Linked DNA regions of Homo sapiens: all the other regions are linked to region 1. The links are chromatin contacts, found by Hi-C in ENCODE. All regions are on one chromosome and are shown on one strand. Each heading gives the region's core, a stretch centred on a gene start or an enhancer-like site at or near the end of the contact. The rest is flanking DNA. Distances are from core to core; before and after follow the strand shown.

Region 1 (3,623 bases), core at 1-2,500:
TTATGTTTTTAAGATGCAATGGCAAAATAAAAAGAAAGCATTCCATTGCATTCTGTTGCTTCATTACAGATGCGCTGAACAGTTGCTTATAAAAATCGTGCATTGGGTTCAACCTTTCAGATGAATAAAGGCTTTGTTCTGTCTTGGTCTCATCATGTAATCATCATACTTTTTTTTTCTCAAAATGTGGTATTTAGGGGAGGAAAATGTATGCTTGTTGTGTTTGCTCAATGCCATATGTTTTTGAGTTTTTGTTTTCAAGGCATACAGAAATGCTGTAGACTGGGAAATAAATAAATAAATAAATAAATAAATAACCCTTCCTAAACTTTCTCTTCTTCTGCTTTATCTCAGGAAACTCCAGCACCTCCTAGAACATCTTTTGTGGAATGGCACCTCATGGGGGCCCTTGGATCATGTACCCCTTGTATTCAACAGTAAACATCTTCCTATAATCATTGCTTCATTAACGATAATGTGAGCCAATGCACAGTATTTATCAAATGGCATCTAAGATGGTTAAAGCACACCTAATCCTCTCGTGGGTGCCTGCCAAGAGTAGAAAAGGGTAGTGTATAGATATCAATTTTATTGTCCAGCATTCCCTAATCGAAGTCCCAAGTGGTCTGAAAACTTAGACGAAAGATAAATGGGCCGCAGTAATTAACCACTGCAATAACAGATGTTATACAGGAAACCTGTGTGTGCCAGAGCTATAAGCATGTTTTGATTTTGAATACGCACTTGGGCTAGCACATTCTTCCTCAATAATGGAAATATGTAAATGTTTTGTAAGGTATTAACTGCCATGGCAGACGTTGAATTATTTTTCCTTTAAAAAACATATACATATGCTTTGTCAGATAGTCCAAGGACTTCAGTTTCATGTACAACCTGGATTTCTTTGGAATCTGCGGAGTTTCACATTTTCCCAAGTGTTCACGGTGAAGCTCCTGGCTTCGAGCTGGCTGTCTTCAAGGGTGTTTTCTTGAGCTACCCCTCTCTCTGCTCTGCCAATTATGTGCCACTTTGTCTTGGTGCTATGATTGCTTTCTTCTGAGAGGGAAATTCCTCTTTCATCAGTATGGATGCACTGTTTTTACACACTGCAAGTGCTGTGTTACTGTGTCAGTCATCCTATTAGGGCCAGTTTCAGACGAGTAGGGCTGACGAGCTGGCTGGGGATTGGCTGGCCCCGGCTGGGAGGGATTTGTCGGAAGGAAGGGCTGCAGCTTACAGCAACAGAGTTTAGACTGTCTTTGCTTCATCATCTGAAGGTAAAATTTTCCAGATACGGCAGACGGCTTTCAGAGTACAATAAACAGGGAATGAGAACTATTTACATGGAAGTTTCTTTCTCATGATGCGGTGGAGAAGCCTCGGCCACTTGGTTCTGCCAGATGTTCCTGGGGTTACTGTAAATGGGAAGGACAGGCAGAGCTAAACAAGGTAGGAGAATCGCCCCCCTTTTTTGAATGTTTAAAGAGTTTGCTGCAGTATGCTGCATTCCATGTGTGCTGCTTACGGGAGCCAGGGAAACTGGATTCCACTAATTCAATTGTAATACTTGCGGGGGACCCTGGAGTTTTACGTAACATTTTGATTTGAGAAAAAGAAATGGCAAAGCTTGAATCTATGCCGCCTGTTTGGGGTGAGGCAAGAAATCGAGTTTTTATGCAAAGAATCGATTCATTTATTATATTATTTTTTAAAAACCATTTGAATTCTTTGGAGCAATCTTATTTTCTTGCTGTGAAAAATTGTTATATTGCCATAGCTAGTTCCCAAATAGATAAAGTTTACATGGATCCTATTATTTGAAAACAGACTTGCAATTAAGGATTAAAAAAAAATTCATGGTAAATAATCATCGGTTGAATGTTTGGCCAAACGTATGTGTCTATTTATTAAAAATTAGGGACCTACCTAGCTCTACAATGCTACAGCTTTAATTGAGTTTCAAAAGCACATTTTAAACAACCTAGCAAGAGGTAGCTTTCTGGCAAGTTTTCGATACTGTAGTTCAATGTTTACATTTCTTTTCCTGGCATGTCTGAGCCTTTGTTTCCAGCTTAAAAGTGGAACCATTATATTCAAAAGTAAAGCTGGGTTAATAATGCTTACTGCAATTATCTGATCTTTATGCATTTTTAATGAGAACACACAGCCAGCAGAATAATTTAATGAGGGCAGGCTAGCTTTTAAAGCTGTGTTTTCACTATGCCGAACCATATCAACTTTCTCGCTGAGAAGCAGCAGTGAGAAATGATGGAGAAGATTTATTTTTAACACACTTGGCCCAGGAGAAGGAAAGGATATATTTGCTAAAGAATTCTTTCTGCCCTTTTCCGTTTTAAATTTCTGCCAGGCATGAGGAAACTGTGCTTTTTTGTTAGGCCTCGGAAGCATGTGTTTACAATAAATGTGTAACATTTTTAGAATAGTTAGCAAGCACTGAAGCGAAGAAAAAAATCTGACTTGCCTAACCACCACCACCTTGAATGTTCTACAAGAAACATTACTGTCCCTTTAAAAGACAAAGGTTAAGTGGAAAGCTATTTGTTAATTGGGTAATGTGTGTGTTTTGGGGACAATAAGGTTTTTAAAAAAGGCAGGGGGAACATTCTTATAATCTTTAAATAAGAGGAAGTTTCTTCAGCTATCCTACTTGTTTTGCAAGGAGCAGTAGAACTACTCATTTAAATAAGGGCAATGCCACGTAGATTCTTCTAGACCCACTGTTTTTACTTTCAAGGAGAAGTGCAGGACACTAGCCCAGAACTTCTGACGTCATCCCCCAACTATTTCTGCTGTGTGTTCCTTTATTCGAGCTTGTGGAGAGGAATATTTCTTTATGTCCTGGCCAGGAACATTCTAACTCCCCACTGGCAGGACTTAAGTTATGTCTTTATATTTTCGCCTGTCTTTTGTAAATTGTAAACCTGTCCCCTCATAAATAGGGCATCTTCTTGTACCTGCCACATGTCGGGCCGGTCAGCACAGGTTTTCTGCAGGGCTTCTGGCTGGGCTGGCAAAAAGCAGCAGGGAGCAGGGCAAAGCTTTTTTTCTGGCCTGACTCCCCCTTGGTGCAGCCCAGCGCTGCCACCTGGGTGGATGGTCCCCGGGGCCCTATTCCCAGTTGCTCCAGAGCCACTATTTAGGATCCAGGTTGTGCCACCAAGTTCAAGGCTGGTTGTGATGGTGAGAACAGCTGCTTTCATAGAAAAATCATCATGTCCTAGCACAGATGGCCCCAAGCAGGGGAAGTACAATACTGCAGGCTGCAAATCCATGTCACAGGTGGCAACCTTGGTCACAGAGATCGGGGGAAGGGTAATGTTTACAAAGGAACCTTTTAAAAAAGATTTTGACTGGAGCACATTGGAGTTCTCGGGAGTTCCCAAAGCTAATTTGTGTCTCCTCTCTGACTACTCACGTAGTTTTGAGCAAGTGCCTACCTTGATTTTTCTGTCTTTTAATAGAATTGAATCATACTTGCTACACTTTCCCTCATCATTTAGCATTTTGAGACCTTGACCTTTTACCAAAAAAAAAAAAAAAAAAAAAAAAGTTGTTTGTCTCTTGGCACATTGAGCTATTTAAAGTACAAAGGGATAAAACCT
Region 2 (3,623 bases), core at 809-3,308, 2.9 Mb before region 1:
TCTTTCCCAGCTCTTCTCTTCTTCTCTATCCTCTGCACCCACCATGTCCCCCATCTCTACCTCACAGCTGTGGCTTCTCTCAGGAAATGCTAGGCCACAACACAGGAAAAATGGTGTTTTCATATCACGGTTCGTTTACTGCAGTCAGAGCAAAAAACGACAGCAAAACATTCTAAAAATGCCAAGCACTTGGAGGAATGTCTGCTCACGAAACTGACACTTTACTCTGACCCAGGTCCCCTTTTCAAGAGTTTCACTTTTACAGTAACACTGAGGTGGTCACATTGACTAAAAATATAGATTCAAAAGTGAGTGGGTCGGAGTATTTTTGTGAGAGGTTTTTCGTCTTTGTTTTTTCACTTTATTAACAGGAAGTGTGATACCCAGTAAAAAAAATCACTGCCCCTTATAAAATGGAATCTAAGTGCAAAGAGTTTCACCTAGTTTTCTCTTTCCTTAAACAGCTTCAGTGCCTCCTTTTCTTAGGGCAGGAGTTTAGCTGAGAGATTTTCTAGGAGAGGAAACAGGGCCACATTGCACACCTGGAGATGGTAAACCTGCCTTCTTCATCCAAGCATGCTTCCTCCCCCTTCCCCTCCGATTTTGTTGGGAGAAAAAATAGGAAAGGGTGATCTTTCCTGCTTCCTGGAGATCGCCTACAAAGCCAACAGTAGAGAAGGATCTGTGGCTGTTGTCTCAAAGGATTCCTCTGCACATTAGACCAGCATTCGGAATATGTGGGACTCGGATCATTTACATGAGAAACTTATTAAAATACTGATTCCCAAGGGCCAACCCAGGGCCACACTAAGTCAGCCAGTGGGGTACAGGGGACAGCAAATCTGTATTTTTAACAAGTTCGCCTGTGATCCTGATAGATACCACCTCACATGCTAAGTGGACTGCTACTGCTTTGAGAACCTACCTTTTCCATCTTTCCATGCCCGATGCCAATGTGTTCAATGCATGTTTCTTGGAAGAATGACTACTCTTAATTAGACATGTAAAATGACTTCGTGGCTCCTACATGGAAGGATTCACCCTAAAGTGAGGTTTCCAGTGGAGAGAGGGAAAAGCCACACGAAGACTTCCTGGGGATGCTGGAACAAAGCTTTGCTTTCTGGCTGTTCTGTCGCTGTCCTGTCGTTGGTCTCACTCATGGCAGCTGCCGTCTGACATCACTGCTCTGTGTTTGTCAGGAGCAGACGTGAAGAGAGACCCCATCCACAGCCAGCAGCATGGCCCTGCCTCCTGCAAGTCTTTCTAGGAAGCAATTGTATATAAATTATAAACAAACAAATAATATTTCTGAACCTTATGTTAGTCACTGCACTGAGTATTTCAGGGAAAGGAAAGGGGGCTCATTCCAGTCTGTTGCTCCACGTCCGCTGGGGAAGTGGGCAGCCTGCTGTGGGAGGAGATGCTGGCTGGGGAGCCCCTGCATCACTATGTGACCTTCGACAGGTCACTGCCCATCACCAAGCCTTCGTTTGCTCATCGTTAAAACCAGGGGTGAACTGCAGAGGCCCTGCAGTCCCTTTGAGCGACAGGACTGTAAGCTTCTGTGTGAGTGTGAAATGTGTTTGCTGTGACCCCTCTGAACATTGACCAATGGGTCCCCATCAACTCTGGAGCTCCTGAGGAAGAACCCCGGGGGGGGCTGAAATGGAGTTGGTGAGATACTTCCCACTGACACTGGAGTTCTCAGCTTTATTTCCCTTTTGAAAGAGCTGGTTAGTATCTTTTAGAGTAAGATTTGTATTTCTTTCTTGCCCAAAATGGAGCCAGAGAGGGACAAAATAAAGAAACTAAAATGTCCTCAAGAATATCCAAAAAGAACAGAAGTGCAGGAAAATGATGCTTAAAATTTAAGCTCCTGAAAACATTTGGCAAAACGCTGGGTTCTCCCTGCATGTTCAACGTTAGGAATTTTCACATGAGTTCACAGTGTTCCCAGGGCCCACCGCACCCTGGGCCCCTCACATCTTCCACCTCGAAGGATGTCGTTCCCAGCAGCAGATCTGTGCCTCGCAGTACCGTCTGCAGCTGCCATTTGCTTAGTCTGGGAGATGTCCAATTCCTCCCTCAGAAGAGAATCACGCTTTCATTTTCCCTTTGAGGTAGCATGTCCCAAATTACACAGCCAAGGTCTTCATCCCAGGGGGGAGGTTTATTCTCCACAGGATCTGCAGACAGTGAGAAAATGCATCTGATCTTGAAAACTGTGGTTGAACAATTGTGTAAATGTAATTGAAATTCATGTTTTTCCAGATGAAAATGGACCTCCATTCACAACATGGGATTGAATGGGTTTAGGAGATTCAGAAAATCTTGGGTTGTCTGATAATTTCCCAATATTGCTTTACTTCTCCTCCTCCTCTTCCTCCTCCTCCTTCCTCCTACTCCTCCTCCTCCTCTTCTCTTACCTTGGTCCTATTTGGGACAAAAAAAAAATCCCTGGGTCAGAAATTTTACCCTTTCCCATAAACATGACTTTTTGAACCTCCCAAGAGGCAGAAACGAAGCCAAATGTGATTACTCAGCCTCTAAAGTTTCATCATGTAGTGATTCATCAAAGGAGCTGAAGGTACTGCGCATTGCTGAACTTGAATATGCCTTCTGAGAGGCTCCTACCATGTTGCTTTCATGAAGAAATAGTGATCCTTGAAAGGGAATTTCACACTGGAACAGAGCAACTGTGCTGCCTGCTTTCTCTGTGTTCCCTCGATCAGGACTGATAACTCCCTGCATAAGTTTAATCCCACCTTTCCTCTTCTTCTCTCTCTCACATTAGCAATTCTTATGGAAACGATGCAACCCTTGCCTATGTTATGCCTGCCTAGTAATAATTTTTAGGATCATTTTCAAAGATCCTGGGGCCAGCAAAATTTTTACCGTTTAAAGTCTGTTTGGCCACTGGCCAAGTGACCTTGGGCGAGTCAGTTAATTTCTCTGAGCCTCTAACTCAGGAACTCTCAGTCTTGACTGTACATGAAAATTACCTGGGAAACATTAAATACTGATGCCTGGGCCTCGTATTTAGAGATGTTGATCTGTTTGGCTTGGGACTGACCCAGCATCTGTATTTGGAAAGCTTCCTAAAGCATGTCCTTGGGGTGCAGCCAAGGTTGCTAGCCACTTCCCCAAGTCCTTGTTTATCAAAATGTGATTCCTAAACTGGCAGCATCAGTATCACCTGTTAAAAAAATGAAGAATCACAGGTCCTACCCCAGGCCTGCAGCATCAGAACCTGCATTTCAACAAGATCCCAGGTGATTCGTAGGTACATCATGCTAAGAGAAGCACAGCTCAAATCCTTGTCTGTTAAAGGTGGATGATAATAGTCAATATGCAATGAGCTCTGTGCTCCATGTTTTTCCCTGTGTAATCTCAAAAAGGTACAGAGGAGAAACTGCATATTCACCTATATATCTCTTGAGACCTTAGCCTATTTCAAAAAGCTCTGGATACGAGATCTAGTGGGTTTGTTGGGTTGATTGCTGTCCTTTTATGTGGTTTTCTTAAGAGGCTGATTGTTACATTGATATAACCATATAAGACTGTTCTACGAGTTTAGTATCTTCCTCTGATCTCAGAAATTGGGCCTCCCTCCAAATATTTAA
Region 3 (3,623 bases), core at 649-3,148, 2.0 Mb before region 1:
CTATCCGAGTTACTGGGCCAGTCCTCAAAGGTGGCTACGGAAGAGGCTGAATGGCAGCCACTGTCCTAACCCCCACTTTCCCCCAGAGACTTTCTGATGTGGGAAGGAGCAAGGCAGAGCTGGGTGACCTGGGACCTGGAGTCTCATGTGGGTATCAGAAGCTGAACAGGTAAAAAGGGAAGGCTTGAAAAACATTTTGTCCCACATTCTACCTTTTTATCAATCACCTAATTGTTAAAATAGTTTTCTACCTTATAAACACCCCCAACTGAGAGGTGCCTGGCAGAGGGGAAAATGGAATCTGGAGCTAGGCAGGTATGGCTTTGAACTTGAACTGCAAATGTTCAAGTGAGTCATTTTATCTCTCCAACCCTCCACTTTACCAGCCAGAAGCAACATTCAACTCTTGAAACCACAGTCTTGAACAAATCATTCTTAAATTCTAGAGTTTACTAGTAGGTTATCTCCAAACTGACAGATTAGTAGGTAAAGAGCAACAAAGCCTTCCCAAGAAAGCCCTGTGTTGGTCCCAAGGACCTCACTTCTAACCTGTCATAGAGAAATGATGGAAGAAAAGAGCTGAAAGACAAGGCCCAGGTTGCCAAGTGCCACCCTTCCATTGAAAAATGGCGTACCATCTTTCCTATCTCCGGGGCCTGGTCCATCAGCAGTTTCTTGGTTATCAACTGTAACTACCAGTGGGGGAAAACTAGCAAAATTTGCCATCTGTTTCTCAACTCCCTAAAACATGATACACTCCACTCACTGCAACACACTGAAATCACCTTGTATATTCTCCTACTTTGACCCTATATTTCTGCAAAATTTCTCTAAAATGGATCTTCAGGGAAGCAGGGGACAGTGGGGGGACACCAGAGCAGGACAAGCTGAAGTATAGTAATTATTTTAGGGAAATGTTAGCAATTCTGTACAAACTTTGAATAAAATGAAAATTTTACTTTAAAAAAGCGAGGCTAGCAATATCAGAAAAATAAACAAAATGAGGATAGCAATAGCAAAGGCACTGGGAAATCATGGCAAAAGATTAAAACTTTACACAGCTTTGTGTGTGCATATGTGTGAGCGTGTGAGACAGAGAAAAAAAAATAAGACCTGGTAGGATCTGAATAACTAGGAGCTTGCCTTAGCGCATCTTTTCCTATATAGTGTATACTATTCAATAAAAATCTAGCTCATTACTGCTAACTTAATGTCATTTCCGAAAATGCATCATCTCTCATTAACAATAGTCCAGGATGAAGAAACAGCCCATTAAACAAGCAATGATTTCTCTATCCAAATCGCCAGCAAATACTACTCACCTGATTGACAGACTCTGATATTCCAGCCATTGTTCAAGCAAAATTACTCATTCCTCACAAACCTGGCTGGAAGCCTTCTGCATCACACCTGTGACAGTCTGTGGCGGCCTTTTCCAGACAGCATAAAAGAACAGTAGGATGTCCAGGCCACACTGCACAGGGCCTGGGGAGAGCCCTTTAATGCCATTATTCACTGATTTTTATGGCCCAAAGAAGGTAACATAGTATTTATCAGTATTTACCATTTTTTCTATCTTCTAGAACTTATAGCCCTCTATTAAGTATGCTCAGTTTTCATCAACTATCCACCAGGTTTATGAAAACCTCAGTGTACAATCAAACACTTCATCTTTTCTGAAAACAATCACTCTCTTGGTGAAATGATACACAATGAAAAATAAATTTTAAAACAGTTTCCTTTAAATAATAAATTGCACTGTAAATTTATCCATGTAACCAAAAACCACCCGTACCCCAAAATCTACTGAAACAAATTTTCTTTTTTAAAGGGAGTGGAGAAGGAAACCTGTGGTTTGAGAGGGACCCAAGCAGGAAACATCAGCCAAGTGCACGGTGCAGACATCTTCCGGAGTCTGACGCAAACCAATGGGTAATGAGATACTAAAGCACTGTAATCTCTGCCTAGCCGGTTGATGATAGCAAGAAATTCTGGTGATTTTTTTTCTTGAGTGAGATGTAATTTTTTTTCAAAAGTGTTCTTATCTTCTAGAGATAAGTAATAAGGTATTACAGATAAAATACAATTACAGATAAAATACAATTGAGGCCAAGGGTATGCATCAGAAGAATCTGGGTTGGGGGTGGAGCTAGCAGAGGGCCAGGGGAGAGACGGAGTTGAATTGGCTACAAGTTGATCGCACTTGAACTTGAGCAATGGGTACAGGCAGGTTCAAGACACCCTTCTCTCCACTTTTGCAAATTTTTATAATTGTCCATTTTGAAAAAAAGAAAAGTTAAAAGTAAATAAAACTTCACAAAACCAACCAAACCCCCGAAATTCACCCTGTAAACATCATTTTCGCATCAGACGTAAAAGGACAGAGCGTGTGTGTGTTTATTTACTGGGAGGACCGCCTTAAAGTATTAAATAACATTCAAAGGTCTTTAAAAATTAAAAAAAAGTTAATAAACCTTGTTGTTCAAGTGAACACTAGTATTACTGGACATTCGAGTACATGAAATCCAAAAGTCATCACTCACCTTTTTCAGAGCACAAGCCTTTATGACTTTTTCATATCGTTCCTTTTCGTATTTCTTCCCAAATAAAATATTACTCCTCAGAGTTCCCGAGAACACCCAGGGCTGCTGAGACACATAGGCAATTCTTCCATGCACGCTGACCAGCCCGTGACTTGGGGCCAATTCCCCGAGCACGGCACTTAACAGTGATGACTGAAACAGATTGTAAAAAAGCACATGTTCAGTCAACACTCGAGACAAGAATAAGCCACTGCAATGCAGCCTTGCCCAGCCCTGGGAGCTTGAAAAACACCATTCATTCATTTAAAAGAGCACAGGAAGTTGTGATTAAAAATTGGAAATAACATAATGGTCCACATAAACTAGTAGTTTATAAGGAATATTAACAAAATAGAGTGTAACAATCTACTCTGCCCTAATGAGTTTCCCTAAATGAGTTTCATGCCCCTAAATGAAATGGTACACGGAACAAAGATCAACTAAGAATGTTTACAGCAACAGAGTAGCCAAGCATGACATATATAGTTCATATATCCAATACTGAATGCATTGTTCCTGCATGCGGGTATCTTTTTTGACAAAGAACTAATCCTAGAAATGCTGTATGTAAATAACATATCCTGGCCAGGTGCAGTGGCTCACGCCTGTAATCCCAGCACTTTGGGAGGCCGAGGCGGGTGGATGACTTGAGGCCAGGAGTTCGAGACCAGCCTGGCCAACATGGTGAAACCCCATCTCTACTAAAACTACAAACATTAGCCGGGCATGGTGGCACGCCTGTAATCCCAGCTACTTGGGAGGCTGAGGCATGAGAATCACTTGAACCTAGGGAAATGGAGGTTGCAGTGACTCTAGATCACGCCACTGCACTCCAGCCTGGGTGACAGAGCGAGACCATGTCTCAAAAACTAAATATACATACATACGTGAATAAATGAATGAATAAATAAAAATAAATAATAAATCCTGTGCACTAGGAAGGACTTTTATTTTTAAATACCCAAGAATCGTGTCTCTGAAGAGCAAACTTCAATTGTTAAACCACCCTATTTGTTATACACCTACAACTAGATTTATTGC

Evidence for each region. Hi-C counts contacts between places; a loop is a spot of excess contacts on that map. Pooled maps may share reads with other maps.
Region 2: a loop to region 1 is called in a pooled map, with 2.3 times the contacts of the local background. The contact joins the enhancer-like site here to the promoter of MBNL2 in region 1. A Hi-C loop is called at or near these places in 3 of 50 pooled maps.
Region 3: a loop to region 1 is called in a pooled map, with 24 times the contacts of the local background. The contact joins the enhancer-like site here to the promoter of MBNL2 in region 1. A Hi-C loop is called at or near these places in 6 of 50 pooled maps.

Annotation. Positions count from the first base shown.
Region 1 is chr13:97,221,083-97,224,705 of GRCh38, forward strand. MBNL2 (muscleblind like splicing regulator 2) reads left to right here and starts at 1,251. Exons shown (of 9, transcript NM_001382683.1): 1 at 1,251-1,449. RefSeq lists an enhancer at 1,273-1,332.
Region 2 is chr13:94,327,378-94,331,000 of GRCh38, forward strand. All of the region lies in intron 6 of GPC6 (glypican 6), which reads left to right. Among named protein-coding and RNA genes, the nearest start is that of GPC6-AS1, 140 kb to the left of the region's middle. RefSeq lists an enhancer at 1-86. Within about 2 kb of position 2,059, at least 9 of the 41 ENCODE cell types and tissues checked have a DNase peak (open chromatin) inside an H3K27ac peak, as active enhancers do.
Region 3 is chr13:95,184,158-95,187,780 of GRCh38, forward strand. ABCC4 (ATP binding cassette subfamily C member 4 (PEL blood group)) reads right to left here. Exons shown (of 31, transcript NM_005845.5): 11 at 2,544-2,735. Among named protein-coding and RNA genes, the nearest start is that of SNORD13G, 24 kb to the right of the region's middle. Within about 2 kb of position 1,899, at least 2 of the 41 ENCODE cell types and tissues checked have a DNase peak (open chromatin) inside an H3K27ac peak, as active enhancers do.